Linked DNA regions of Homo sapiens: region 1 is linked to region 2. The links are chromatin loops, found by intact Hi-C in ENCODE. Cell type or tissue: gastrocnemius medialis. All regions are shown on one strand. Links, peaks and the distances in the headings refer to the core of each region. The heading gives the core; the rest is flanking DNA. Region 1 overlaps CASZ1 (castor zinc finger 1). Region 2 overlaps CASZ1 (castor zinc finger 1).

The links. Peaks named below come from ENCODE experiments on the same cell type or tissue, not always from the same donor. Only the 100,000 strongest peaks of a DNase experiment are listed, where the experiment ranks them.
Region 1: it touches region 2 in a loop (3-fold over the local background); 3 of 110 quality-filtered maps call a loop at or near these places.

What each region holds. Positions count from the first base shown.
Region 1 is chr1:10,757,520-10,772,655 of GRCh38, forward strand. CASZ1 (castor zinc finger 1) reads right to left here. Exons shown (of 21, transcript NM_001079843.3): 2 at 3,182-3,338. Among named protein-coding and RNA genes, the nearest start is that of CASZ1, 32 kb to the right of the region's middle. RefSeq lists enhancers at 3,936-4,436, 4,437-4,937. In gastrocnemius medialis, for the core only: no CTCF peak of the experiment used is centred there; no DNase peak of the experiment used is centred there; H3K4me3 peaks cover 557 bases; H3K27ac peaks cover 5,901 bases.
Region 2 is chr1:10,692,560-10,707,695 of GRCh38, forward strand. CASZ1 (castor zinc finger 1) reads right to left here. Exons shown (of 21, transcript NM_001079843.3): 3 at 12,933-12,985; 4 at 1,315-1,353. The coding sequence starts at 1,330. Among named protein-coding and RNA genes, the nearest start is that of CASZ1, 97 kb to the right of the region's middle. RefSeq lists silencers at 1,480-1,569, 1,870-2,039, 2,150-2,349, 2,360-2,419 and enhancers at 8,864-9,364, 11,173-12,094, 12,095-13,017, 13,018-13,939. In gastrocnemius medialis, for the core only: no CTCF peak of the experiment used is centred there; no DNase peak of the experiment used is centred there; H3K27ac peaks cover 1,020 bases.

The DNA of each region.
Region 1 (15,136 bases), core at 4,124-12,123, 66 kb after region 2:
GCTCATGCCTGTAATCCCAGCACCTTGGGGGGCTGAGGTGGGTGGATCACTTGAGGTTAGGAGTTTGAGACCAGCCTGGCCAACATGGTGAAACCCCGTCTCTACTAAAAACACTAAAATTAGCCAGGCATGGTGGCGCTTGCCTATAATCCCAGCCACTCGAGAGGCTGAGGCAGGAGAATCACCTGAACCCGGGAGGCGGAGGTTGCAGTGAGCCAAGATTGCACTGCTGCACTCCAGCCTGGGTGACAGAGTGAGACTCCATCTCAAACAAAAAACAAAAAACAGAAAACCATCACATCACTTTACCTCTGGCTCAAAACCCTCCAGCGGCTTCCTATCACCTAAGCATAAAATCCCAACTTCTCCCCAGGCACACAAAGCCCTGCACCTCCTGACACCCACCTCATCCACGTCCCCATCCACGTCCTGGCCACTCTGCCTTTCTTTCCAGTCACTGGATGCACTGAGGGCATCCTACCTTAGGGCCATTAGGCTAGCTGTTCTTTCTTTCTAGAATATTCTCCAGCCTGCTCTTCACTGATCTGTCCACTTCCTGTCCTTCAATCTCAGCTAAATGTCACCACGTCCTTGAGAAACCTCCTCTGAGCAGCCTGCCAGGAGTGCCAAGCAGTCACTTCCCACCACCACCTCCTACTTCCATTCTCTGCTGGCGTCTTCCTTTTTTGTTTTTGTGGGTTTGTTTCACGCTGCCTCGCCTACCAGACTCCATGAGAACAGGGGCGGTCTTGTCCACTCTGTTTGCTGGTGAGTGACTGACAGACGCCAGACCCTCTTCTCTCTCTCTCTTTTTTTTTTTTTTTTTTTTTGAGACAGAGTCTTGCTCTGTCGCCCAGACTGGAGTGCAGTGGCGCGATCTTGGCTCACTGCAACCTCCGCCTCCCGGGTTCAAGTGATTCTCCTGCCTTAGCCTCCCAAGTAGCTGGGATTACAGGCATGCACCACTATACACGGCTAATTTTTGTATTTTTAGTAGAGATGGGGTTTTGCCATGTTGGCCAGGCTGGTCTTAAACTCCTGACCTCAAGTGATCTGTCTGCCTCAGCCTCCCAAAGTGCTGGGATTACAGGCTTGAGCCACCGCACCTGGCCCCAGACCCTCTGTACTGCTGGATAAATTCAACCAGCTCTTCTGCAGAGGAGCCAGAGGTGGGGGGAATCTGAGCCAGACAGGGTCAGGCCTGCAGACCAGACCTACGCACAGGCTTGCCCCCTGGTCCACATTGGTGAGGCAGGACAGCTCTGAGACCATGGGTCACCCCTGCCACAGAGGACCCCCGCCTGCAGTCCAGCCTGGTCACTGGAAAGGGCTAAGTGAGGAGGGACTTGGCCATGATATTCTCACTCGGAGCCCGTGGAGTTCCCAAGCTTCATTATCAAGTCCAAGACAGCCGATGCTAGGATACAGGTGTCCCATCGGACCTGTGGATCCCATACCCCACACCAGGTACAAATCCCCGCTTGCATGACCCCTGGGAGTCAACAGCGAATGGAAACTTCAGAAAGGGAAAAACGAATAGGCGTGTTTTGCCCAGGCAAAGAAGAAAACAAAAAACCCGTCACTGAGAACAGAGCAGGCAAACATTACCCTCTCAGAGGGGAGGGGGCTCTGCAGGCACTCACAGCCTCTTCATGGGCAGGGCACAGGGCAGGGCTGGGCAAGACCACCCTGAGGCTTGCATATATTTGAGCCTGCATCCCAGGATTCATGATCATCAGAGGAAGCAGAGTCTGTTAAGAATAGCCCGGGAAGGTGGCAGAGGTGCAGGTGCTAACGCCAAGCCCAGAAGACTTCAGCGCCACGAAACTCCCCCCACGGCCTTTTCCAGGTGACAGTCTAAACAGCCCCGGTGCTATCCAGGGGACAACGGCAGCACATCCTAAGTACGACAGACCAACTTCAGGAGCATGATCACCTTCTGCACACCAGGAAGAAGAGTCGCAGCCACACAGTTGCCCCACCACAGCGACCAAAGGCCACATTTGCATCTGATTTGCAAATCTCTGGGCTGTATCCAGAGCTAGTTCCCTGAGGAGGCATGGCCTGGATTCAGGCAGGTCTGCAGCTTCAGGGACCTACCAAACCCCAGTGCGCACCAAGGCTCCCGTCTCTGCAAGCGCTTCCTCCCTGCAAGTTCGAAGTCCAGGGCTGCTGAGCCCAGCCCCAGAGGGAGGGGCAGGACACACCTGCCCAGAGTGACCATGGGGAGGAAGAGCGCAGGCAGGTGAGCCAGGGACACCGGCTCCAGGCTGGCACACATAGGAAGAGCAGCCCCCGGCCCTGCCCTCCCCAGACATCCTCTAGGCCCTCAGCCTCTGCTTCCACCCCTAGACCTTGCCCGTGAACTTCGCAAACACCCAATCCCTCTGGACTGGTTTCCTTGGGATCTCAAGAAAGTACTGAATAATGACCAGCATGCAATGAGTCACCCAATGTGTGTCAACCCCTCACCCCAAGAACTGCCACGTTTGATACCTGCAGGTAAATATCTGACAGTACCAGCTCCACAGACTACCCCTCCCTGGCATGAGTGACCTGCCTTACGCAAAGGGCTATTTCCAAGCCTGGGTCAAAAGGCACCTACAGCTTCTCCTCTATGAAGGGTCCTATTTGGGCCGGAGGACCACTGAAGAGAGCCTGATAAATCATCCCCAGGCCAGCTCCTACCACATATGAGCTTACAGCAGAGCAGCCTCTGGAGATGGAGAAAGGCTGGAACTACTGTCCAGCCCTTCTAAGACGAAGTTCCAACCTAATGCTTAGATCTGGGAGTGGCATCTGATGGAGAATGGTCCTTGGCCACAAAGCCTGGGCTGCATTGTTCAATGTCATACCATAGAAACACTGGGAAGATCCTTAAAAGGCCAGTTATGCTAACCTCTTCATTTCACGGGTGGGGAAACCGAGATCCAGAGAGTAAGTAGTGAGTCGGTGACAAGGCCAAGGCCCAAATGCAGGTGCCCTGCTCCCAGGCCAGAGCTTTCTTCTCCATCCAACACTTTTTTCATTTTCACTGATGGTGCTTAAGCTACCACCCTCAGGATCAGAACCCACTGGGAAAGGTGAGTCTAGGCCCTACATCGTCCGTACCCTAAAGAGCAACCCCCAAACTGGCCACCCCACACTTCCTAGTGGCATCTTGGGAACCGGAAGCATCTACCTTTGCATCCCAAGAGGCCAGGGTCCGAAGTCCATTCCAACACGTGCTGCTGGGGAGTTGCAGGAGCCCCTTGTAAAGGAGGGGTCGATGGCCGTGGCAGCTGGGAGGGCAGGTGGGATGGAGGAGTCTTTGCCTTCAGTCAGCAAGGTCTGTTTGCCTGCCAAAATGAGACAGGAAAACAGAAAAGATGAGGCTACAACCGACACCCACAAACCCACCCCACACTGGAGGACAAGGGAGGCTAAGGTTCCCACACCTTGTGTGATAACCAGCCAGCCAGGTAAGAGATTCTCGTTCCTGCCAGCCAATCAGCAGATGGCATTGCCACGGCGCATACCATGCCTGACTCTGCAACCAACGCACCCTTCGCACAATTATTAGCCAATGGCTACGCAGTTGTTGTACCTAATAAAAGAAGCAAACAGGTAGAAACAATACTAGGCCAATCAGGTGCCTCCCCAGGTAACACAGAAGGATCACACCCAAGGCTGGGCACCCAGGGTGAAAGGTCAGGCCTGAAAATGGATCAAGCCAATACTGGAAACAGATCAAACCCATGCAACCAAACCAACCCTGGGCTCCCCAACGCCTGCTCCCTCCAGACTTTCCCTGCGCCAGCTCCCAGCTGCTCCCCTGACCCCTGGGTGGCCTTCTGGGAGCCTCTATAAAAGGAATCAACAGGTGTCTCTGCAGCGACCCAGGATAGTGAATTTAATTTCTTCTGGCTTTCCTTCCCCACTTCCATTCTGGTACTGTGGGACTCAATTTCATAAAAAGAAAAGAGGGTGTGGGCCCTTGCCCTGAAAGGGGGCTGCTGAGATTCAGTTGCGATAGGTGTTGGGACAAAAAAAAAAGTAGCCAAAGAAAGTTGGTGCCCTGCTACCGGCAACCTTTGTGTCAATTTAAACAAATATTGTGGTGTTTCCATGGTGATTCCTGTTTTGAATATCCACTACACTCACTTTTTAAAGGGCTTTTCCTGTTTGCGTTTCAACTTCAAACCTGTAAATATTTTCAGCATTTTTAGAAAAAAGGAGCTCATGCGCGTGCAAACACAAACACACAACCCGATCTCGGCGTACGACCTCCCAGCCCTGGAAGCCCGGCCTCGTGGATGTGAGAATGGGGTGCTGAGAACCCAGAGGGGGTGCTCGGTCCGCTCTCCTGCCCACCCTGCCTGCGGAGCTGGCATCAGGAAGATTGCCACTGAAATCCCGGCCCTTTCCTTCCCCCTTTGCGGGAAGATTGCAGCAGCCACAGCAGCTCTGCGTTCCTGAAGCGTGTGAGCGGGCTGGGCCCTGCCTCCTTAGTGTGGCATGGTGTGGGCAGCTGCCCTGCAGGTTCTCCAACTTGGCCCGGCCCTCAGAGTCCCCGGAGGCCTTGCAGGAGTGCACGAACCCCTCCCCTCCTGCCTCCCAAGGTTGGACCTGAGTGCGAGGGGGAGTTGGCTCTTTGAAGGTGAGAGCTTCAGCATCAGCTCTGCCCTACCTCGGCTGGGGCAATGCCACCGAGACCAGCTCCCTGGGGGAGGCCATCAGGGGTGGACAGCATCCACTGTCCAAGGCTTGGATCAGCCCAGCTCCCATCCCACCCCTCGGCGCCACACAGGGTTAACAGCGGGTTTCCTGGTTTCCATGGATTCCTGCCAGGCCCCTAATGTGAGTTTCGTGTGATTTGGGGGAAGTGGATTTCCTTTGTTTTCCAGTTTGGGAATATTTTTTTCTTTAAAAAAGAGGAAAAAACACTTTAATGGAAACTTCAGGGCCACTGGGAGACTCACTCCTCTGGGCTCTGAAACTCCCCTGCCTGTTAGTCCAGAATCCCCCAAAGCCCTGGGCAGCCCGTCCACCCACAAAACTCCCCTGGGCTAGAAGAAGGCATGCCTTGGACCACCTACACTCCTACTCCAAGAATCTCCATCTGCTGGGGGTCTCCACTCCAATATCCCATCAGAACGAACCCACCTAAAAGCCAGCATCTTACACAGGAGGCTGACATGCCCCTCTTCCAGCTTTGTAAAACAGACATGTACATTCCCCAGAAAAAAGGTTAAGGGAAACACATCTACCTCCCCAACTCCAGGCAAGGCGCTGGCAAGACCAGGGGCTGACCACAGGCCAACGGTGAACACTCTCGGTGTTTCATGTCCTTGGCTCAGAGGAGGTTCCAGCTATGGAAGGAAAGGGGGCTCCAGGCCCTGGTGGGACGCTCGTTGGGCTTCTTCCAGCGGAAAGTGGGGCCTGCCCAGGGCAGAGGATGCTTTTCAGCTTTGGCAGCAAGAACAACTGAATAAAGGGTGTGGCCAGGCCTCCTCCTCCTTTTCCCCCACGGTCTTCCCCATTCCTGCCATCCTCCAAGCCTGCCAGGGCGTGGCCTTGCTCCAGGATTGTCCCCAACCAAGTGGCCTGACCCACTTACCAAACCAGGGCACAGGCCGCGGGGCCTTCCATAAACTGAGGCTTTCCCACAGCCCAGGCCCCGGGGGCCATGGATCCCGGTCAGAAAGTGCAGAGCGCAGAGGCCGGGTCTCTGTGACCAGCGGCTCCATGGTGAAGAAGTGAGAAGCTGAGTGAGCGTGCTTACAGAAATCACAACGGGCTGAGAACCAGGAGACGTGGGTCCGAGTCCCACTTCTGTCCCCGAAACCTCCATGGGCCCTTAGACAAGCCTGCTAATCTCCCTAGGTTCCGTCCCCTCACCAGCCAGACGGAGACGATGCCTAAGACTTCCCTCCTACCTTGCAGGCTGCGCGGAGGATGGACAAGAGGCGTGAAAGGGTGTTAACAAGCACTCTAGAAATGCCCAGAATCACCACCACCCTCTTCTTCCAAGCCTCTTCAAGGTAGCCTTCTGAAATCTACCCCGGGTGGCCCCACACACCCCTGACTCTGCTCCTCCTATATCCTCCACCACAGCATTTACATCCATACTGGACTAAAGTAATTTGTTCACAAGTCTGTCTCCACCATTGGACTTTTAACTCCTCAAGGGCAGAGAGCGGGTCCTAATGATCTGCGCGTCTCCAGCATCTAGCACAACAGCTGGGCCACCGTGGGCAGCGAAGGTGTCGGTGGAACTGAACTAGTCCCTGACTTCAGGTCAGAGTCAGATGAGCTCCGTGCAGCTTGGCCCCTCTTCTCCAACAGAACGCTCCATTCGCTGTTTTCTGTTTTCTTTTTTGAGATGGAGTCTTGCTCTGTCACCCAGGCTGGAGTGCAGTGGCGCAATCTCGGTTCACTGTAATCTCTGCCTCCCGAGTTCAAGCGATTCTCCTGCCTCAGCCTCCCGAGTAGCTGGGACTATAGGCAAGTGCCACCACGCCTGGCTAATTTTTGTATTTTTAGTAGAGACGATGTTTTACCAGATTAGCCAGACTGGTCTCGAACTCCTGACCTCAGGTGATCGGCCTGCCTTGGCCTTCCAAAGTGCTGGGATTACAGGTGTGAACCACCGCACCCAGCCCTGTTGGCTCTTTTTTGTGCCCATTCTGTTTAGCTCTTCCCAAGCCTCAATCTGTGCCTTGGTCTCTCCTTCTCCTCCATTAGCCCTGTGAATTAACAGCTCTCAGGTTTAAGGGAGCCCCTTAGTTACTTGATCCCCTCCAACCAATTCCAATAAGAATTGGACCATGTGCCTACTATGTGCCAGGCGGCAGGCTGGGCATAAGGGCACACTGATAAGTGGCCTCTGCCCCCTGCCAATAGGCCAAAGTGAGAACTCTTGGTATGAACCAGTCAGATGCCTTCTATCTGCCAAGCACCGTGCCAAGTGCCCTACGCACATGATCTAGCCAAATCTTTACAACACAAAGGCAGAAATGGTTATGGTCCCCATGGATAGATTAGGGAGGGCGGGCATGGAGACACGAAGTGACTTGCCAAGGATCATACCATGTACAGGTGCCAAAGCCAGGCCTGGGCTGACAGGCTCCAAGGCCCAACTCACTTAAAAGGTCATCCTGCTCCCCTCCCTGTGATCTCTGCAGCCACCCACAACTGATGCTGTTGTCCCTCCAGAATCTCAGTTCTCCTGGCCTCAAAACAGTTCTGGACCAAGTCCCCCAGAGCCACCAGGCAGTGCTCACACGTCACAATGAAAGGCTCAGGTGCTTCTGGCCGGGCTGAAAAGGGGGGAAAGCGAGGCCCATGGTAATACCCGGCGAGCAGGATGAACCCCTGAACACATCTTCCAAATGGGGTCTGGACTGTGGTCATGCCCATTGCAACCTGTCATCTGACAGGATGGGGACAAGGAAGCCACCTCCATGCTAAGTCAGGAGGTCCTGTTGGGACAGGACAACTTCCATTTCTTCTCTCCAGATAAGGGGAAAGCAAAAGGGCTTTATCTTTGGGGGCGTGGGGCAGGGATTTCTGCTGCCTCCCCTACATCGGAACCTCCCCCCACAATGAACATCAGCCACGGAGACGCGGGATTGGGAAGCAGGGCCAGAGAACCCCTTGATTTTCACCTGGGGGAATGTGGGTACGGGGAGGCGCCTATCATCTCCCTGCAGGAGGGAAGACACTGGGAAGTGGTAGGGAAAGATTTCTATCCGAGAGGGTACGTGGTGGAAGATAAGCCCGGGGTGGGGAGAGGACAGAGCGCTAATGAGCAGATTTCATAAACCACCCGAGTGAAAACAAAAACACAGACGTGCACATTGCCCAACTCCAGGGCTGTATGGAAAAGGAAAAAAAAAAAACAATAAAAAAATCCACATCTTAATACAAAAATCCTCCATGATGTGTTGTGGCACGAAAGTGTTTTTCGCTGCATTTTTCATCTGTGATCTCACACGGCCCACGACGGGTACGCCCAACGCAGCAGGTATTCGACGGTACACAAACAGGGCAGACACATACACAATGAGCCAAAACAAGGGCGGCCAACATGCAGATCGGTCCAGGCTGGCATCTCACGGCTTCAGGTGACCTCTGGCAACGGCCTCATTGGACCTGAACCTGGGACCCTTTAGATTTCTGAGGGAGAGAGAGATGGGGCAAGAACGCAGCTCAAGTGCAGAGGGCTCTGAATTCTCAGAACTCCCAGCCAGCTGCTTATGCGGCCTTTCCACACTTAAGGTACTGTCCACTGTCCTGCTGCCGGCAGGGGACAGGGAGGGGACCCGCACCCCAGAGGCCCTTCCTCCGTATCACTCACCCCACAGTTACTATCTGTCTCCTTTCTGTTCCACCCCTCCCCCACTTTAATTGTTGGATGAGTTTACAGAGCTGTGTGCCAAAAACAATCAATTCCAGGGAACAGAGTTATACAAAAAAGGGCGTGTCGCCAGAGGGAGACGGATATCCATGGAAACCACCACCTTTTCACAGCAGCCTAGGTGAAGCTTGGGTGAGGGGATGTGTGGGGGTTGGGGAGACATGCTCCACCCAGAACAGGGCCCCAGAAAATGCAGGGGCCACTGATGATCTATCTGCAGGAACCAAATACCGTGCGGAGGGTCAGAAAGTGGAGTCAGTCACAAAACACACGTTCAGCACGTGCACACACACACACACACACACACATATATGCCACTCCGCCAGATCACTGGGCAACATGCCACTGTGGTTAAGCACACAAACTCTGGAACCAGACTGCCCAGGTAGGAATCCAGGCTCTGCCACCCACAAGCTGTGTGGCTCTAGGCTAACGACTTTAACCTTTCTGTGCCTCAGTTTCTCCATCAGTAAAATGGGGATAAAGATAGTTCCTCTGCGAACCGTCATGAGGATTAAATGGCTTCTTACGTGTAACATGCTGAGGAAAGTACCCTCGACCAAGTAGGTCCCCTAGAGCCACCAGACAGGGCTCAGATGTCACAACCAAAGCCTCAGGTGCTTCTGGCCGGGCTGAAAGGTGGGGGAAGGTGAAGCCTGTGGTAACACCCGGGTAACGAGCAGGTACTTCACAGCCCCACAAAGCAGGTGCTGTCAAGCATTTGATAAATCAATCACAAAGCCTAAACAAAGAGAAAGAAAGGTTTCTAGACCCTGCCACAGTAGAAGAGGAAAACGATACTAGTTCATGTTTATTAAGCATTGTGGGCTCAGGATTTTAATATATTAATGCATATAACCATCGCAAATTAATATCTATAACCTGCAATGAAGTAGATGGTTCTCTCAACTGGCGAGTGGAGGGTTGAAGAACTGGGACCCACAGAGAGATGGGGCCCAGCCAAGGTCACACACTGGTACATGATTTAACCCCAACTGCCTGACACCTCCTCACAGCACTGCTTAGTAAGGTGGGTGGGGAGAAAGCGAGGGAGGGAAGGGCTTTCAGGAGCTTCTCTTTCTGGACTGGCCTTAGAGGCAGAGTGGTGGGACCTAGACTCGCTCTTCCCAAACTTCAGAAGGAAAACAGAAATCCTCTGCGCCCGTTGACTGCTGATGGAAGGAACGAGGAGTGGGGAAAAGATGGGGCCCGGTCGTCCGCATTCCTCATGAGTTCCTGATGGGAGGAACGAGGAGTGGGGAAAAGATGGGGCCCGGTCGTCCACATTCCTCATGAGTTCCTGCCCCAGTCCTGGCCCAGGAGATCAGCGATGTCCTCTGACCCTTCCCTCTACCCAGGCAGGCATCTCCAGAATCAGGAAGTCCCTGGAGGGCAGGCAGCAGAGCTGGGGCCCCATCTCCCAGCAATGGAGGCCCAAAGCCTGGGACGGGTCCTATTTCCAGGTCACAGCCCTGTAAACAACCTGATTTTCCGCCTTCCCAGATCCTAGGCAGATCCCTGGAGGGGACAGGGCGGGGGCGATGGGAGCACAGGCTTCCCCTATTGCAAAGCCAGGCCCAGGGAGGCCGGGAAGCAGAGAGCCGGAGGAGTCAGCAGCTGCCTGCCCCGAGAGGTTTGGTCCACACCTGCTCGGAGACCAGGCTTGGTGGCTCAGCCCTTTCTGCCATCGACCACCCAAAGTCATTCAGATATTTCCTCTCTCACTTGCTTTTTAAAAAAAATTTAATGTTCTCTATAATTCATCCATCGCAGAAGATAATCGATAGAGCCCGTAATGAAAATCTGAGCCATATTTTATGACCCACTGCAAGCAGAAAGGGCCACATCAGCAGGTCCGGTTGCAGCTCCCTGTCTGTCTTGCCCACTGCCCCGGGGATCACTTCCCTCGCTGGCCCTGTCCACAGCCCTCGGCCCATGAGGAGGGCCACGACCCTGGCATCACCCCAGTCCCCCAACGCCCACTCCAACCCTAGTCACAGGAGGGTCACCCACCATTGCAAGGTCTTCCTGGAGCAGACCCCAGACCTGGGACCCCAGACTCCACCCTGGAATCTCACAAGTGTCTTGACTGAGTCAGGGGCCTTCCGGGAGCTGGAAGACCCTCACAAGGAGCGGGAGGCCTGCACAGGATTCAGGGAGCCAGGCCAGCCTCTACCATGGTGCTTCCCATGAGGCAGGCCGCCCTGATCTCAGGAGGCTCCCCCAGGGGCCTCCGGGTTTTATCTTGGACCCTCTGCTCAGGGCAGGGTGGGTCATTATTGTTCGTTTGTTTGTTTGTTTGTTTGTTTGTTTTTGAGACAGAGTCTCACTCTGTCACCCAGGCTGGAGTGCAGTGGTGCAATCTCGGCTCACGGCAGCCTCCGCCTGCTGGTTTCAAATGATTCTCCTGCCTCAGCCTCCCAAGTAGCTGGGATTACAGGCACGCACCACCATGCCTGGCTAATTTTTGTATTTTTAGTAGAGATGGGGTTTCACCATGTTGGCCAGGCTGGTCTCAAACTCCTGACCTCAAGTTAGCTGCCGGGCTCAGCCTCCCAAAGTGCTGGAATTAGAGACATGAGCCACTGCACCTGGCCTATTGTTCATTTTTACTCCCTCAACCAAGGCCCTCCTCTCCCTGGACTCCAGCCTTCTGGGGTGAAGGGTGAGGAGGAGGCATCCTGGGGGACGGGCACCAGAGTGCTGGGGGGAGTGGCCCCTCCTGCCCAGCCAGAGCCCACTGTGGGGGAGGGGAAGCAGAGCCCTGGCATCACCACTGAGAGCCAATCAGCCGGCCGGGCTTGCTCCTCCCAGAATCCATCACTGCCTGGCACCAATCAGAGAGCACCACAGGGCAGGTGCCAGGAGGCAGAAACCGCTGGTGACCAATCAGAGCCCAGAGGATGCACCAACCTCCCAGGAATGACAACTCAAGCCAAGCTAGGCATGGTAGCTCATGCTTGTAATCCCAGCACTTTGAGAGGCAGAGGCGGGCAGATCACTTGAGGCCAGGAGTTCGAGACGAGCCTGTCCAACATGGTGAAACCCCGTCTCTACTAAAAATACAAAAATTAGCCGGGTGTGGTGGCGGCGTCTGTAATCCCAGCTACTCAGGAGACTGAGGCAGGAGAATCACTTGAACCTGGGAGGCGGAGGTTGCAGTGAGCAGAGATTGTGCCACTGCACTCCAGCCTGGGCAACAGAGCAAGCCTCCGTCTCAAAAAAGAAAAGAAAAGAAAACTCAAGCCAGTAAGAGAATGTGATTCAGCCACGCTATGGACCACTATGCAGCCCTTAAGAGACACTTAGAAAAGTGGGGGAAGGTTCGGCGAGAACACTCCAGTGGCTGTGTGCTGGAGGATGCTGTCCCACACAGCAGCCACTGGCCACATGCGGCTACTGAGCACTAGACGTGGACAATGTGACTGAGGAACTGAATTTCCAATTTTCTTTTACTTTAATGAATGAAAGTTTAAAGAAGCTAGAGGCTTGGATAGCACAGGTTTAGATAGATAACTCATCAGTGTAAAAAAGTTAAATGTCTATTATCCCAAGATAGTGGGAATAGTCATTATTAATGATAATAACAGAAACAGAAATAGTTAATTTTTTTTTGAGATGGAGTCTCACTCTGTTGCCTAGCTGGAGTGCAGTGGGGTGATCTCGGCTCACTGCAACCTCTGTTCCCCGGGTTCAAGCGATTCTCCTGCCTCTGCCTCCCGAATAGCTGGGATTACAGGTGCGCACCACCACACCCGGCTAATTTTTGTATTTTTAGTAGAGACAGGGTTTCGCCATGTTGGCCAGGCTGGTCTCAAACTCCTGACCTCAAGTGATCTGCCCACCTTGGCCTCCCAAAGTGCTGGGATTACAGGAGTGAGCCGCCACACCTGGCCAGAAGTAATATTTAAGGGTGCTATGTGCCAGGCTCAGTGCTAAGTATTTTATATATGGATCATTACACTAAATCAAGGACCAGCCTGCAAGATCTACGCTATCAGTATTTCTACTTGACAGATGGGGAAACTGAGGTTTGGAAACTGAGTAACTTATTCAAGGTGATACTGCTGGGTGGAAAACCAGGGATTATAACCAGGTATCTCTGTCTCCCTAACTCACAAAACACATTTTTAAATTCTTTTCTTTTCTCTCTCTTCTCTTTTTTCTTTTCTTTCTTTTTTTGAGACAGGGCCTGGCTCTGTCACTCAGGCTGGAGTGCAATGGCACGATCTCGGCTCACTGCAGCCTCCACCTCCTGGGCTCAAGCCATACTCCCACCTCAGCCTCTCAAGTAGCTGGGACTACAGATGTGTACCATCACGCCTGCCTAATTTCTGTATCTTTTGTTGAGACAGGGTTTTGCCATGTCACCCAGGAGTTTCTTGAACTCCTGAGCTCAAGTGGTCTGTCTGCTTCAGCCTCCCAAAGTGCTGGGAGTACAGGTGTGAGCTGTCGAACCTGGCCTAAATTATTTTCTTTATACTTTTTTGTATTTTTCAATGCACATGAGCATAACTTGTAATCAAGGAGAAAAAATAGATTTTTAAAAAGGCCCTAAAAGGAGGTAATTCCTTTTTTCCCAGGAGCAGAGTGTACGGAGGGGTTGCTGGGGTCCCAGCCAACTGGGCCCCTAGCTGCGGGGTGGTGAAAGGAGCCAGCAGTGCGGTCACAGGCCCCCTCTGTCCTGCATGCTCCCACTGCCCAGATGCCCTGCACCTAGGAGCCCCGAGCCCACAGAAGATGCTGGGCCTGCAATTTTCCAGCAGCTAGGCCACCAGTGGGACCCAGCTTCCTCCCAGCCCCACCCCATCAGTTCCTGACAGGTTTCTCTGCAGTTTTGCAATCATCACCTAGGTCTACATCTTAAAGAAGGCAGTAGGCCAGGGGGCCATCTGCAAAGTCAACCCATGCCTCTTTTACCTCGGATCACCCTTTCCCACTCCCTTCCAGAAGAGCCAGTGCTTTCAGGATAACGAGGAACACAGGGCCAGCAACCCAAGCCCCAGTCCCGCTGTCTGCCATGGCACGTGCAAGGAGAGACGTGCTTTTCCCAGGAGGGGCGGTCATTGCCCCCAAGCATCTCCTCCTGGGATTGCATCTAGGTTCAGAACAAGGGGGACAAAGACAATTCCCTTGAAAGGTCAGAGATGAAGGCAGAAGCCCCAGCAAGTACTGAGCCCAGCTAGAAATGGAGGCAGGGAAAGTTCCCAGTTGCGCCTGCTTTTTCTCCATAGCGCCAAGCTGGGGGTGCGGGACAGGGAGCAACCGCCCCACTTGGTCTGGCTTCTATGGCAGCTTGTTTTTCCCTTGAGAGGCACAGATTGTTCTGGTTTCAGGCAGGTTGGGGAGGTGGGGGCGGGGGTGGCGGCAGGATAAATGTCCTTACTTAGAAGTTTTTATTATTATTATTATTATGGATTTTTGGTTCCCCGCTGTCTGCAGTTCTGTGTCATTTCCAATCTACCTTCAGTTTCCCTTGGATTTATATATTTATTTTTTGGGGTTGGTTTCGGGTACTTCTAGTCTATCAAACAATCAGCCCTGTGAGGTACGCTGGGTGTTTCCAGAAATTACATCACAAAAAATCATGCAATTAAAGTGTAAGGGAAAAAAAAACATAGCTGTTGCTTAATTTTGTATTTTAATTAGCGACTTATTGTAAACGTAGACTTTTAAAATGGAGGCACCTAAGCAAAGCCAGTAAACAAGTTTTTCTAATGAATTAATTTCACCTCTTTCCTCCTCCTCCTCCTCCTCCTCCTCTTCCTCCTCCTCCTCACCAGCCCAACTGTCACCCTCCAGATTTTCTCTGTCCCCTTATTTTCTATTCCACTTCTTGATCTTTGCCAAACACATATGAGAAAAAGAACACCCCTGAAATAAAATTGGGGATGCTGGCACCCAGGACTCCCCCTGGAACCCGCTTCCAGCCTTGATGGTGAGGATGCTGACTGAGGACCCGGCATGAAGTTGGCTGCTGCAGCCCCTTGTCCCGTCCCAGCCCAGTTAGCTGCTGCCAAGCCCCTCTCGGCCGGCCCCCAGGGAACTCCCCACTCCTGTCTGTGCCCTGATCTCAGCAAAAGACAGAGACAAACCGGGAGCGGCACTGACTGCCAAGGCAACAGTGAGAGGGTGGAGCCACGTGACACCTGGGGGGAGCCTGCAGGAACAAGGTGAGGAGACCTGGAGAGAAAGGAAGGCTTGGGCTGTTGTGAAACCTAAGACACCTCTGGTTGCCTGGAGGAAGGAGGAGAAGGGGCATGGGTGGGAGAAAGAAGAGGCAGTCTGGAGCTAGGGAGAGAGAAGCCGAAATTAGAAGGGTCTGCCCAGGCCACATTGCAGCTGGGAGAAAGAACACATCCATCAGTCCCAGGCACCCCCAGAGGGCTAGACCCAGGCCGCCACCATTGGCCACATGCCCCCATTGGTCTAGAGTTCTGCTCCTTCCCCCATAGAAACTTCCCAGCTTCAGGAGAGGAAGCAGATTGGCCTCTTTCAGCCTTGTTTCTGCGGGGGAAGGCTGAGGATCAGGAGCAGGGTGTCCCTGCTCTCTGCCTAGTCCTGCCATCCTGGAAAGGGCAGACACATATCCAGATATTCTACCACATGGAAGACTCTGGGAAGCTGTCTCTGCCACACATGAAGAATGGATACCACTGGGTGTCTCCAAGTCCCTGTTCACTGGAGGAGCATGCAGGCCCTCCTGTGACCCCAGAAGCTCGGCCAGTTTAACGA
Region 2 (15,136 bases), core at 3,009-11,008:
GTGTCACACCCTTCCCGGGCGCAGAGGTCCCCAGGCCCTCCACGTCAGACCAGCCAAGATCACACCTGGTGTCACACAGTCCTCAAACTCTGCAAATGACACCTCCCCCCAACAAACACAGGCCCTTCTTCACCGGCCACCGTGCCACCCATCCTCATCCCCTCAGGGCTGCCTCCGGTCTCTCTGCCCACTGACCTTTAGAAGGTCAGATATCAGCTCATGGGTCCCAAGGGCCGATGCTGTGAACTTGGGCCTATTATAAACAACAACGCTAACAGCCACCAGTATCACCTATCCCATCAATGAACCAGGAGAGTTCAGAGATCAGTCTCAATGAATGATCGGGCTGCTTGTTTCTTTTAAAACATTTAAGAAGACAGCTGCTTTTGTCAACCTAGCACGTGAGGGTCCTGGTCAAAATTTGGTTTCAATAGCCAGGGCCCATGGGAAGCCCGCAAGAGCTGAAGGCAAAAACACTGGAAAGAATTAGATTAAACCCAAGAAAACACCAAAATATCAGGATAAACTGCCCCAGGTGAGCACCAGGCCTCCTGGAGCCCCCGGCCTTGTCCCACAGGAGGCCCCCAAACCCAGATGCCTACGTTGAGTAGTCTGTCTGGTCCATCACCACCCCTAGGGTGGGGGCTAAAGAGGCAGGTGGGAGACAGTCCGGGGCCCCTCACTTTGAACTGATAACAGCCACCTCATCCCACAGATTCTCAGGTGAAAAATACTCATTAGCCATAATAAGCAGCTTGATCATCCGACACAGCCTTGTCCCAAATAAATTAAATTCCTTTACCTTGAGACAGTCGCCCCGAAACCAGACTAACCACCTTTCCCAACAGGACGCTGCTTTCAAAAACTAAACCACCCCCCACTAAAAAAATAAAAACACACACCCCAGAGCCAGACACACAAAGATCTTTGCAGAGAACAAAAAAAAAAAAAAAAAAAAAAAAAAGGCACACACACAGAAAAAAAACACGAAGCCATACAAAAAACACGGAGAACAAAAACCCCACAAAAACCCCCTAAATCCTCTCTCTGGGTGCCCCCCAGCTCCTGCTCCTCTCGGTTCTTTCATAATGACAAGCATCACATTAGTCACAGCCTCTAAGCAAGTGGCAAATAACAACAACAACAGCCTCAGAAGTCGCCGATCCCGAGGCCGGGACGCCGGGAGGCAGCCGCCCGACCCTCCCGGCCCCCACCCGGCCCCGCCGCCACCTCATTGGGCTAAAAATAAGAACTTCCGTAAAAGAAGCGAAAGAAAAGTGAAAGAGCCGCCCCTGCGTTCCCACCGGCCGGTACCTGTTCCAAGATCCATTCTCTTCTCCTTGGTCCCAAACTCTTCGCAGAACGCCACCAGGGGAAGACCGGGAGAGAAGAAACACGGGGTTAGCGTCTCGCGGGACCCCGGCCGCCCGCCCTGCTTGTCCCCCGCCCCGCAGGAGCGGCCCGTCCCGGGCGGGCGCCGAGGCCGCGGCGGAGAAACTTTCTCCTCCGCGCCGCCCGCTTCTCACGCTCGGCCCCGCACGCGCCCGCGGGTCCGCGCCGCCTGAGTTTCTCCAACTAAGGCAGCAACTCTCGGCCGGCGCGGCCCCGGCTTGGGGGCCCTGGCCGGGGGATCCGCGAGGCCCAGGGGCGCCCCCGTCCCGCCGACCGCGCCCCGCGCCCGGGTCGCCGCCCGAGACCGCGGCCCCCGGGCCTCCCCCGCCCGCGCCCGGTACTCACCATAGTCGGAGAGTCGAAAGCCGAATTCACTTAAATAATCAACTTTCATAATACTTAATTAATGCCTAATTGCAACTGATTACTCCCCGAATAACAAGTTGTTTTAAAGCCCTGATGTCATTGCTCCTGCCGGTAACACTCAGGGTAACAGTTTGGCAGGAGGGAGCGGGCGGGCGGGCGCGGCCGGGGGCGCTGCCAGGCGCCGCGGTGATTGGCAGGGCGGCCGCGGCGCCGCCTCCTCGGCCCGGCCCGCGCCGGCCCCGGCAGGTGAAAGAGCAGAGCGCGGCCCCGCCGCCGCCGCCGCCGCCGCCGCCGCCGCCGCCGCCCGGTGCGCCCGCCCGCCGCCCGCCGCCCGGTGCCGGAGTGAATGGGCTCGCGCTCGCTCGCGCCCCCGCCGCGCGCCCCCGCCGCGCGCGCCCGCGCCGCACTGGCAGGGCGGCCGGCTCCATTGGCTCTGCGATTCCCCAAACCTCTGGCTCCGGGAGGAGGAGGCGGGGACTTGCGCTCAGGGCTGGCGGGAGGGGACCCGGCGCGGGGCGGGGAACGCGGCCCGAGTAAGGCGCCCGCGGGCACGCGCCCACTCTTGCCGGCCGCCGGCGGCCGCGCGCGCGCTCGCATGCTGCCAGCGGCCGCTCGGGCCCCGCGAGCGCGACCGACGGCCGCCGCGCGCGCCTGCCCCACGACCCGCGCGGCCGCGCTAACTTTTCCGCGAGGGCGGGCGCAGGTGTGAGGCGCCGCGGGGCCGCGCCCGCCAGGCCGCGCGCTTCCCTGCTCCCCTGCCCGCTGCCTGCGGGCTCGGGGCTCCTGGGGTAGCACAGGGATTTCGTGTTCCCCTCACAGCACTGGCGGCTTCTGGAGCTGGAGGAACAGGAGCGCGGGGCGAGGCGGGGCAGGGCGCAGTCAGGCCCGCGCGCCCCCGCACCCCGCGCGTCCCCGGCCCTGGGCCCCAGGAGCGCCGGCCTGGGACACGCAGTGGGGTTTCCTCGGCGTTGCTTTGGTTTTGCCCTTAAAACGGGTCCAAGTGTCCTCCCAGAGCCTCCCCGGTCTTCCGGTCTTTCTGCCCACTCCTCCCTCAAAGTTGGGCCATCCGCCCCGCAGCCAGACGAATGGAGATCGGCGCCCCACTTTCCCCACAGCCCCCGACCCATGATCCCGGCCATCACTTGCGCTTCCTCCCTGCCTTGCCCCTCTGGCCGCTGCCCTAGGAAGGGCGCTCAGTAGAGCACAGGCACCCTCAACCAGGGAGTCTGAGGCCCATCCCGGCTCCTCCTCCCCTCCCCGCCACCCCCCCCCCCCCCGCCCCACGCCGTCTCCAGGCCTGTCCCCTTCAACGTGGAACCTCATTTCCTGCCAGCCCATGGCCAGCCAGGCGCTTTGTGCTGCCCGTGCTCCTCTTTCTTTTCTGCCAGAGAAGGCAGTTTGAGGGTTCTCCCCTCCATGAACCGTGCACCATGGGACATCCCCAGATGTCCCTGCTGCAGCCATATATTTTGAGAGTCCTTATATGTTGGTGACTTAAGTGACGCATCCGGCCCAGAGGGCCTCAAGGAAAGAGACGGTGGGGTGAGCAGGGCCTTGGGCAGCCTTGCTAAGGAAGGACCTGGTTCTCCGTCCCTTCTTCACCTACCCTGCTGCCCTCCTCGCCTCTCCCAGCGCTCCTCTTTCAGGAGGGGCCACACTGCCTTCAGATGAGGGGAGGGGAGCAGGGCCCAGGCTTCCCTGGTCTTTGGACAGCATCCAGCAACATGGCGCTGGCCTATTTTTGCAATATTTCTATTTTGCAAAGGGAGGGGCCAGGGAGGCCTTGGGGCAAAGACATCAGGGAGTTAACAATCTACTCTTTCTCCTACTTTCCCCTCATTTTTCTCCTTTTTTCCTGCTTGCTCTATAGTTCTAAATGGCCTCTCAGGGAGTTGGGCATCCCTCCCCTACTCCACTGCCCTTCCCACTGCCTTCCTGGCAGTCCCCACTCCTGGCCGTCACACAGCCTCATTGGCTCTGTGATTCCCCAACCCATCCCTACATAGGAACAGCAGCTGGAGAGGCCTAGAAACCTTACTGAGCTGCCCCTGGCCCCAAAACCCTGAATAAGGGAACAGAACTACCCCAAGTCTAAGCCTGGGAGTATGACTGCCCGTACCGGGCACCCAGCACAGAGGACTGTGTGCCTCTGCTCCCGACATGGGATCTCAGAGAGGGCATCTGTGTCCAGGACCGCTGTGGGGTATACACATGCCTCTGGGTGCTGCTCCCAATGACTCCCCAAAGCAAGGCATCGTAACAAAAGGCTTGCAGCTCTGGCTGGTGACAGCAGGTGATCAATCCCCACCCCAATTCTGAGCCTCTGCTCTCCTATCTGGGCAACTGTGTGTAGGAGGAAGCCTGGAGGCAAGGGATAGAAGAGGTGATTTCTGGGTGCATTTGAAGATGTCTGCAAAGATGGGGAGCTGCTTGCATACGTGACCCACACAGCCACTGGCTGGCTCTGAATGTCTTCCTGGGCTTCAGCTGATAGTGGTCAGAGCCTGACCCATGAGGAAGGTGTGGAGGGGAAAAGGAAAGCATCTTCCCTCCAGCTGCCCAGGCAGGACCACCTGGATTGGCCACCCAGTAACTCGGGGGGTCTCAGGCAGACAAAGGCTACAGAGGAATGGCGGAAGGGACAGGACTCGAGAGAGCTTGGGGGATGGCAGCCAGCAATGGAGGGAGGTGTGGGGATGCCTGGAAAGCCTCCACTCTGTCAAGTCCCTGGCCAGGTAGCCACAGGCTGAGTGGGCCCTGCCCAAGAGGAAAAGGCCTTCAGTGGAGGAGCAGCGGTCAGAGAAGCAAGAAACAGGCCAACTCGGAGCGCAAGGATTTATGAAGGTCAGAGAAGGCGGCGGAGGCTTCGAGGTTGTGGGGTATGAGTCAGAGGCTGTGTCATGGAGGGGCCCCCAGATTATGCGCCCCCCCCTTCTCTCTCTTTCTCTCTGAGTGTATCTGCTCATACCAAGAGGAGAGGCATCTTTTGAGGCTATGGCCCATCTTTGCCTTGAGGACACCTGAGACCCCAAAGCCAGGCCACAGTGAGGACCTTCATGCCCGGGACTCAAGGGATGGAAGTCCAATGCCATAATCTCTTCTGATCTTGAGTCCCTGGGCCCAGAGCCTCTAGCTCCTCCTGAGACAACCCACTCACAAGAGAAAAAGAAGTGGAAGGCAACCCAGCGGTTCCCCCCAACCCAGGCTCCCCACATCAGCACCAAGGAAAGCCATCTGCCCTTCCTGTCACACTGCTATCGCTGGTTCCTGTTACCCCCCCCGCACCCCCAAGTTGCCCACCTACACTCTCTCCCTCCCGAGCCTGGGGCCTTCTCACTCACCAGCCTGTTTACACACCAGGTATCTCATGCTTTATCTGCTCTCATTTTGAATTTGTAACTTTCACATAAACTTGAACAAAGCTCCTTTTGTTATTGCACCCCACCCCAGGATCCCAATAAACTGGTTCCATCTGAGGCGACTGGGCCAGGGCACAGAAGCCTTGGCCAAAGGACTGCGTGTGCCTGCGAACAAGCATGTTCGCACCTGCGAGGGAGTCCGTGTGTTTGCGTGTGAGCCCGCTCCGGGGCCGATGGAGGGAGGGTGTCGGGAAAGCTGTGAGCCAGCGAAGTGGACGGGAAGCATGGGGGCCGAGGGAGGGCAGAGCCAAGGCACCACGGCATGGCCACGGGCACGGGAGGTCGTGGGCCACAGACAGGTGGGTGTTGGGGCAGGGGGTCAACAGGATGAGAAGGAAACAAAGGGGAGAAAGGAGCCACAGAGTGGGTGGCGGAGCGAGGGCCGCGCCGAGTGTAAGGCAGACGCAGGGATTGCATTATGGCAGGAGAGGGGCTGGCACAGCCGCACGCTCGGCCCCGTAATCCTGTTAGCCAGCAATCTCCATTCCGAAAGAGCTTCATTTCTTTGTGAATATTTGTAAACTAGATATCTAATGGAAAATTATAGGAAAATTATAGTGAAATTCATGACGGAGAAATCCGATTATCCCTAATTCAATTATGCCATCTTAGCCCACACAGCACATTTCCCATTTTTTTCCCATAAATACCGATGCCAGGGGTCCCGGTAATCAAATAAAATTGAAAATCATCTTCCCATTAAATTCAATTAGCCGCAATTTCTAAAGCCTATCAGAGATTTTAATTACTAAATTATAAAATTCTCCAATGCTAAATTGAAACCAAAAAAATTGCACATCCTTATATTTCAGAGAAAAAGAAAGGCCAGCAAAATCCTTGAAAAATGCCCTCTTCTCTGTGGCCGGCTCCGAAGCAGGCTCCCCACCTGGAAGAGGCCCACCATCACTGCCTACTTGTCCAGCTGGGGATGAAGCCAAGGGGCCAAGGAGGGTCCCTGGCAGGGGAGGGCTGAGGGGGACTGGCTTAACAGAGGGGCAAGCCGCACCTCCAACCCCAGCGAGCTCCTCCAAACTGGCCTTCCTCTCGTGGGCTCTCCTGGCTCCTGAGAAGTCCTCAGCTCTGTCTCATACCAGGAAGCCTCTAACTCCCAGTGTCACCTTCTTGGCCCATGAATTGGGCTCAGGCTTAGGTCACAGCTTGGCCTCAGGGCTCTGTGTGGCTCCAGCACAGCGGACCGGACCGGAGGCAGCCAGCTCTTACCCAAGCACTGGCTCTCCAGCCACTCAGCTCCCCCACCGCTCCCCCACCCATGGCCTGGCCTGGGTTGGGGGTGGGAGCAAGATGGAGCCTGGGGTTGGGGGTGGACAGGTATCACACATGGCTCCATGGCCCAGAGGCTGCTTGCTCCAGGGCGTTCTCAGGGGCCCATGAGGCCTGGCAGGGTACCAGCCTTCGGGGAGAAGAGCTGGGGATCGACATGGCCCAAATCTGGCCTCTCCCTGCACTTCCAGCTCATCCTCCGTTCTCCTTCCCCTCTCCTGGGAAGTCAACGGCCCTGAACTGGCCAGGAGGAACGCCCTTGTGCCCTGGGAGAGGATCACACTTTCCCCCCATTTCCTTTTAGGGAAGTGCTGGCCACAACCCCAAACAGTAGCCCCTCCTCTTCCCCCAACCCCCACATCCCACTTACCCTGCTCTAAAAGGTGCTCTCAGAGTCAGTAGAGCCTGGGGATGTGGCATCGGTGGGGGCATAAAGTGACCCAAGGTCTGAAAGCCAAGGTAGGTTGTTGGGTGGGCAGCTGGCAGCCCTGGCAGATCCAGGACAGTCGGCAGAAGTCTTGCTGGCAGCCCAGCACCCAGGGAGCCGGGAGCAGGTTTAATTTGCCAGGCAGCCAGGAGTGCCAGCAGGGGAGGCACCCGCAAACAAAACAAAAACAAAAAAGTTAATTATCTTTGGCTTTTTCTTAATAAATATCCAAACTGGCCCGGCCGGATCCTCCACTTTGGAGGGAGAGAGAAGGAGGAAAAAACCCCAAACCAAAATCCAACAGACTGATTCTCTTGTGTCTCCCTTCCCCTTTGTCTCACCCTTGTAGGTTTCTCTTATCAGAAGCAGCGACGGTTTCACATTAATTTCCCAGTTTTTGTGAGTTCAAGAGTGTGGCCACAAAAACTTTAAAAAAAAGTTTTGGGGTGGAAACGTGGAGTGTGAGAGAAGAGAGAGGTAGGTGGGAAGAAAAAGGTGAGAAGAAACAGAAGAGAAGCAGAGACAGAGAGAGAGAAAGAGAGACAGGCAGAGAGAGAGAGAGAAACAGAGACAGAGAAAGAGAGAGAGAGACAGAGAGAGAGAGAAAGAGAGACAGAGAGAGAAAGAGAGATAGAGACACACACACACACACACACACACACACACACACACAGAGTATGAAGCAGGGACCTGGGCTAGTTGGGTTGCCCTGTGGGCCTGGCCCAGCCTGTGGCCCCAGCCCGGGCGGGGACCTGTTCTGGAATGTTGGGTTGGCATTTTGTCTCAGTTACAATGATCAGCTGCAGAAGATATGGGATTTCTCATTTTAAGCTCTGAAACCACTTAGGTTTCTCTGGCTACTTCAGTTACCCTGTTGCTGCTGGTTCCTGCTCCAAGCCTCCCTTCTAGGAGCAGGGCTGGGGAGAAGCCAAGGGAGGGGTCCCAGGAGGGGAGGCCCGCTGTCCTTATGGGAGGTGTGAGGTTTTCTATGTGGAGCTGCCAGCGTACTTGGGGAGAAGACACGTGTGCTGCTGCCTGAGTCTAGGTGTTTGGATGGTGTATGTACACGCCTGAGCCTGAACTGTCAGACACACATGATAGGCACATGTGTGTCAGGGGTGGGGTGGGGGTTAGCCAGGACATCAAGCAATCCCTCATGGAGCACCAGCTCTGGAGTCTCAGTACCTGGGTTCACACCGCAGCTCCATCTTCTACAGGCTCTGCTCCCTGAACCCAGGCACTGACCCTCTACCTTCCCAGCATCTTCAGGAAATCATCGTTAGTGGAACCCTAGGTCTGCTGATAGTGGGGGACAGAGAGGGACTGCTAATGAGTACAGGGTTTCTTCCTGGGGGAATGAAAATGTTCTAAAATTAGATAGTGGTGATGATGGTACAACCTTGTGAATATCCTAAAAACCACTGAATTGTACATTTTAAAAAGGTGAATTTTATGGTATATGAATGATATCTCAATAAAGCGGTTATTAAAAAGTGGGGGAAAGACGGGGGATCATATTAGCACTTCCTGAATAGAGTTGTTGTCACACAGCACTCAGCCCGCACACAGTCAGTGCTCAATAAGGATTAGCTGTTAATATGGATCAGTCCAAGGCCTGGGCTGGTGTCCATGGGTGTATACCATTGGTGCTTACAAATATCTACTTGGGCCCCTGATGCCAGGGCCAGCAGGTTGTCAAGGAGCTGAGCTGCCCCAGGTGTCTGGTGGGGCTCCTGGGCAGCTGCTCCCTGGCAGGGAAGCGGGTACGTGGCCCTCCTCCTGCCTCCTGCCCGGGTCCCTGGAGAGGAGGCTGCCCACCGTGGCAGCCGGGTTCCCGTGCGCACTCTCCCTGTCTCGCAGACACTCATATTCTCCATGTGCAGCAGACCGTGAATTCACCTTCATACTAGTTACAGGGTTATTTAGCTTCTCCTGATGCTGACAATCACAAACTTTAATTCGCTGCCTGGCTTCTCCCTGCTGTGCCCTCTGCCCACCCCCAAAATCCTTGGGAGAGGATGGGAAGGACTTAGGTCCAGCCCCCTCTCGCCAAAGCTCGCCCTTCAGAGTGATGGAGTGATGGGAGGAGGGGGGGCGCGGTCAGAAGAAGGAGATAACGGGCAAAGGGCTGGAGGGAGAACAGTGCGGGAGAGAGGAAGTACCACCAGGGCTAAGGGGAGCTTCTGTCCTGCTCCTCCAGCCTGACACTAATGTATTCAACCTGACATCCCATCTTGTCGTGAATGAAGACTCGGCCGATCAGGCTGCTGGTTTGAGGGCTGGCAGCCTTGGCCGGGACGGACTGGGGCCAGGGCTCAGGCCTGGGGCTGAGCCCCTAGGACCAGGCAGCTGACGGGGGGCTGGCTTTCCTGCCTCCTGCTGAACTAACAGGTGCTCGTCCAGGAGCCGACCTGAGGGAGCCCATTCCTGCCAGCCTGACAAGCCAGGCCTCAGTTTCTCCACCTCCCCCGGCCCATCCCCCGTTGGGCTGAGCCATCCTGCCTACTGAGGCTTCTCTTGGGCTTCCGGCCCCGCTGCCTGGGCGGCGTCTGTCTTCCTTTGCGGACAGCAGGTGGATCCACTCAGAGCTACTGCCAAACATTAGATGGGAAATAGAGACTCCGAGACGTCCCCTACCAAGCACTCGAATCACACAATCCTGAGATGAGTGTGGGTACAGGTCCCAACCTAGGTGACACATGTCCGCTTCCTTGCCTGCTGGGAGGAGCTGCTGCTGCCTTGCTCCCCGCAGGCCAGCCCTGGCGGGGTCTTCATCACCCTCTTGCCTTGGCTTCAGCAGATCCCCTGCTTTCTGTCTTCCCTATGCACCTGCACCCTTTCAAGGAGCGCGCCCAGCTTCCAGAAGGTCCACAGAGGCCTCCCACTGGCTCAGAGGCCAGTGAAGGTCAGAGATCTCAGACCCCTCCTCTCATCCACCACCTGCCTCCTGAAGTGGCCACCATCATCGTTCCCCAAAGCCTCCTGGGCTAGTGAAGGAGGAAAGATTTGCTCTGAGAAGCATCTGGGTGGAACAGGGAACTCACCCACAAAATCCAAGCCAGCCCCATCAGTCACTTGTTAGAGAGTCCCAAGGGCAGAAGGCCAAGCCAAGAGGAATCACGAAGACCAGAGGCCTGGCAATGACCCGGGCCAGGGAGCTTGGAGAGGGAGACGCGGGGCTGGAGGCAGTGCTGGGAGGAGAGGGAGGCCAAGAACCCCATCGGTGGGTCCAGGTTTGTGTCTGCCTCCTCCCAGCCCCATTCCACTGCCCCACCCCTGCCAGCGGGGGAAGTGGCCACGGTGGCCTGGGCAAGAGAGATGTCAATGGGGCCGATGGGAGAAGGGGCTTGTTGACTGCAAACTGTCCATTATGGGTTAGATTATAAGCATATTGCACAGGGCTCTCTGCACGATGCCGGGGAAATCCAATACGCTGAAAGGTTAATGCAATCAATTAGGGTGACAAGGAAGTAAAGTAAAGCCTTCCGAGTAGATGAAAAGGAGAGAGAGGGAGAGGCAGAGAGAGAGAGAGAGAGAGAGAGCGCCATGGAGTTGTGGGGGTGCTATGGGTGGTGGGAAGGCAAGGAGGAAGAGGAAATAGAGGGATGCAGAGAGGAGGCCTGGAGGGGAAAGAGAGATGGACAAAAGGCCAGGAGCCCTCAAAAAGAGGACAGCAAGAGAGACGGCAGCAGACCTAGCACGAGAGGAGGCCCAGCAGACTCTGCAGCAGACCTCTGGCCGCGGCCGCAGCTCCCGTCTCCTTGCCCACTCCCTTCCAGCCTTTCCTCTCGGGCTTGGAGCCTGATTCCCACCTTGGCCCACAGCAGTAGAACCGGGCCAGGGCGGCCTTGGTCCCTGGTCCTAGACAGAGCCAGCACCCACTGTGTAACCTCCAGGGCCTTCTCAGCCAGACTGCAGCCTGGTTCCCACCCACCACCTATAGGCCCAGTCTCAGACCTGGACTACCCCCTCAGCCTGCTTGCCCCTCAGCAGCTCCCGATAACTCAACCTTCACAGCTTCTCCCAGGCACCCCAGCTCCTCCTTGCCACAAGCCTGGGAAGCAGACAGCAGTTTACAAATAGAGAAACTGGCGCTCAGAGGTTATGCTGCTTCCCAGGGCCCTGACACAGAAATAGAAGACCCAGGGCTGCCAGTCCACGACCTGTGGGGCTTTTTTTTTCAAGGTGCTCCCTGGAATCAGGAGCCCACCCTTCTCCATAGGGTCAGACTCCGAGGCCCCCTAAAGTGCAGGAGCTAAAACCTCTCGAGCGGGGGCCGGAAAACTTTTTCCCTAAAGGGCCAGAGAGAAAATCATTAACCTTTTAGGCTTTGTGAGCCAAACAGTCTCCGTTGTAGCCATTCAACTCTCTCTGCAAGTATAGAGTGAAAGCAGCCATAGCTAATACCTGAATAAATAGGCATGGCTGTGTTCCAATAAAACTTTATTTATAAAAGCAGACTGTGGGTCAAAGGGCTCTGCCAAGCCCTGCTCCAGAGAATGGAAGCACTTGGGGCTGAATTTCAGGACACGGAATGGCTGGCTTCACCCTGCTGCCTGGGGACGGAGTTATCTACCCTGTCAGGACCTCATGGGCGGAGGTTTCTAGAGGAAGCAAGGTTCTCGTGATCAGAGGGTAGAGCAAAGGAAGGGACAGAGAACAAGGCACGGCGTGGGAAGCCAATATCCAGGAACTGGTCCCAGCTTGGGGCATCCTGAGGAGCCTTCCACGGCACTCAGATCCTCATGGACCATGTGAAGGCATGGAGGCTCGCAGCTCTGAAGATTCTAGAATTCTCAACTCCATGAGACAGGGGTGAGGCCATGGTTAAGAGGAGGACGGGAGTGGCCAGAAGGGAGCAAGAAGGGGCACCAGGGAGAGAAAGGCCGAGAGGACCCGGGATGGAGCTGTAACCAGGGTGGTGCTGGCGGCAAAGGGAGGAATCCACCGGCCCCAGCGAGAGTGCAGGGCGCGGGCCGGGCCTGCCCTACACCGGGCCGCCTCTGATCACGTTTTCAGGGCCACTGCCCGCCAGCGCAGACAATGCTGGGGGAGCCTTTGAAGTCCGAAAGGGATGCCGCGGTGGGAGCCGGGGAATCTCCTCCCTTCTCCGTCCTCCTGGGGGGAAGGGGGCCGGTAGGACAAAACCCAGAGCCGGTCGGTCGCAGCCGGGGCCCGAAACGCGAGAGACAAAGGGAAAACAAACAGGTTTGGAGCCAGGCGCACGGTGCCGTGTCTGTCCCCCGCCCCGCCAAGCGGGGATGATGGATGGCTGCAGCCAGCCAGCTCGCCCGCCGGGCAGGCCCCGCTATTTACATAACACTGGCGTTCCACCGGTCACCTCTGACACAGCACTGCCTGGGGCCCGAGGCCCGGTGGCCCCGCGGTTTCTCGCGCCACCACCCCGGGGACTGACACAGCCCGTGAAGGCTGGGCCAGGCTGGGGCAGCCCCGTATGCTTGGACTTCAGGGGAGCCCCGTGCCTGAGGAAAGGCAGGACATGGCAGCCTGTCCTGGCCTCGGCCGTGGCCTTCTCCCTGCCAGCCTCTTAGGGAGGATGGAGGAAGCCACTAGGGGTGGCACAGCCTCCGAGGAGCGAAGGCAGGACTGGGGTTCTGGGGCCTTCGAGTCCATGCGGTTCTTGAGGCAGAGCTTGGGCAGCACGTCCAGGCACAGCCGGCCACCGCCACGGAGGCAATAGCACTGTGAGAGCGGGCACCGCAGGCTGGGTAACCTGAGCCCAGCCACCACAGGTGCCCCACTGCCCCACACTGCCCTGAGCACGTTCCTTCCCCAAAGTCTGCAATCCATATGTCCCCAGACCATTTCCAGCCTAAAAGCCAAACCGAGGGGATCCTACTGGCGGGAGGGCATCTTTTCCCATCAGGGCGGAATGGGTGGGGTGGCTGCAGTTCCCCATCTCCACCTTCTCATCTCCCCCTGGGTGCTCAGCAGGACTGAAGCCAGCCCAGGGTGACACGTGCATTAGGTGAGTGGTCACCAGTCGGGGAGAGGACGCGAGGCTCAGGGAGGGGCTCAGGCCTTACCTCGTAGCAGGTCCTAGAACCTCCTCGGATGTAGCTGGGGGTGTCACTTCATCCTGGAGAGGCAGAGAGAGGAGCCCTGTTAGCTTTTCCAAGCCCATGACTCCCCAGTGCACGCCCTCCATCCCTCCTGAGTACCCAGGCGCTCCCTGCCCCACATGGGCTGAGGGGCTGATGCTCCAGGGCCAGCCAAGAGGGCCAGAAACTCAGGCATGCCGGGTGGGCTCTGATTTGGCTCATTCAGGCATATGCCAGCCACAGTTTGCAAAAACGTCAGAAAGTGGTAGGAACTGACTGCAGGGGCAATGTGGTCCTCAGGACCTCCCTAGCCAGGCGGAGAAGAGTCAGCCGTGCCGTGCACACTGCTCCGTGGAGGAGGCCGGGAGTGGGGGTGCTGGTGAAGTGGCCTGCACGCTCCCGTGGAGCTGCAGCGGCCTAGCAGGGATGCCTGGGGACAATGACAGAATACAGCAGCAACTGCTCCTTTACTCTCTTCCCCGGGGCCCCTGAACATAAAAATGACAAATGCCAAACTGTTCGCTCTAGCAAGTTGGTGACAGAGGGGCAAGGGCGGGCCAGGGGCCAAGGCATCAGGAAGCCTCCATGCCCCAGGATCAGGCTGCCGACAGCACCTTCCACCCCGGGGTCCTACCCATGAGTCATCACAGCCCATGTCCAGAGACCGTGCAGGGAGAGGGACGATGGTCAGACAACGTGGAGGCTTTAACCAACACGCGGCCTGGCCCAGCGTGCCAGGCTGGGGCCCTCCTGCCCAGATAATGAGTTTGGGGAGCCAGGTTCAAAGGGGCAGCCTGTGTGTACGTGGAGAGAAAACACAGGGAGTCCCCCCGCCAGCCTGCTGGCCAGGCCCCCCAACCCTTGCTCAAGCCAGGCCCTGCCCCTGCAGGCCTCAGAACCCTATCCAGGCTTGGGGAGGGCTGTCTGTTACGTTTTCTTCTCCCCCTCCCTCATTTGTGGCTTATCAATGATGCAAGAGGAATAACACCAATTTCCTTAGGCTATGTAATCCCCAAATCAGATTGGGGGGATTGTGGGAGATGAGGTGACCTTGTTGAGGGCTCCCGGAATGCCACCCAGTCCCACCGCCCGCTCTCCGGTTCCCAGGACATATTTAGACAGATAATGCTAATTGTACTTGACACGTCCTCTTAAGGAGGGCTCGGCTCTCCACCAGCTTTCGCCGCTTGTGTTGGGCTGCCCGGGCAGAGGGTGCCCACTGGGGCGGAGCCTGCCCTGCCAGATACAGGGCTCTGGGAGGGCTGAGAGCCCGGTGGGTTGGTGGTTAGGAAGTGCTGCCCCACGGGCCTCTGATGCCCATCTCATCCAGATGATGAGAGGCGGGGGGGTCTGCAGAGAGCTGGGCGGACCCCTGAGACAGGGGGCGGTAGAGAGGATGGGGGGCTGTGTAAAGGGGGAATAAGGAAAAGAGAAGGAGCTGGCCAGGAGAGGAGAGGATGGAGGAGGAGGCCGGCAGGGAGGGTCACAGGGTCCGGGGATGGAGACCCCCAGGCCTCCACTGCAAGGCACCAGGTGGGCTCAGCCATCAGAGCTCGAGTCCTGGCCGGTCAGCCCAGGGCCCTGGCTGGGGTGTCATCTTCACTGTCCCGTCCGTCCCACACACTCCTGTCTGAGATCTCTCAAGGTGCCCTGGCCAGCCTCCTGTGGACCCCCAAAGCCCCCCAACTCCACAACTCTGGTATCTCCCTTCCACCACCTTTCTCTCCCCTCCCATCCTCCCTGGCAACTGTGCATTTATTAATTCATGAGGCACTAATTAGTTCTTTGTTTAATTTTGTGTTAAACAGACTGACCGGAATGATAACGACTTGCAGCGCGGTGTTGCCGTCCCCAACCACCCCTGTTTTCTGACAACAAGGGAGCGCGGGAGACCGGAGCGCTGAACCCAAATCCCTCAGCAGTTGCACTTCATTAAGTCAAAATGTGACAAGAAGCTTAGAGAGCAACTTGCAGATCTGATCACACAGAACAATCAGGGAGGAAACTTTCCAGGAGTTGGTCGGGGGTGGAGGAGGGAGGGGAGGGCCAGAGATGTGTACGTACAGGGACCAGGACATGCACGGGGTCCTGTACCCCACCTGCCCAGGGCAGGTGTCCTGGCTGATGGGAGCAGGGAAGCTGTCCCTGGGTGGGATCTGGGACCCTGGGATACTGGGACCCCAGTGGGG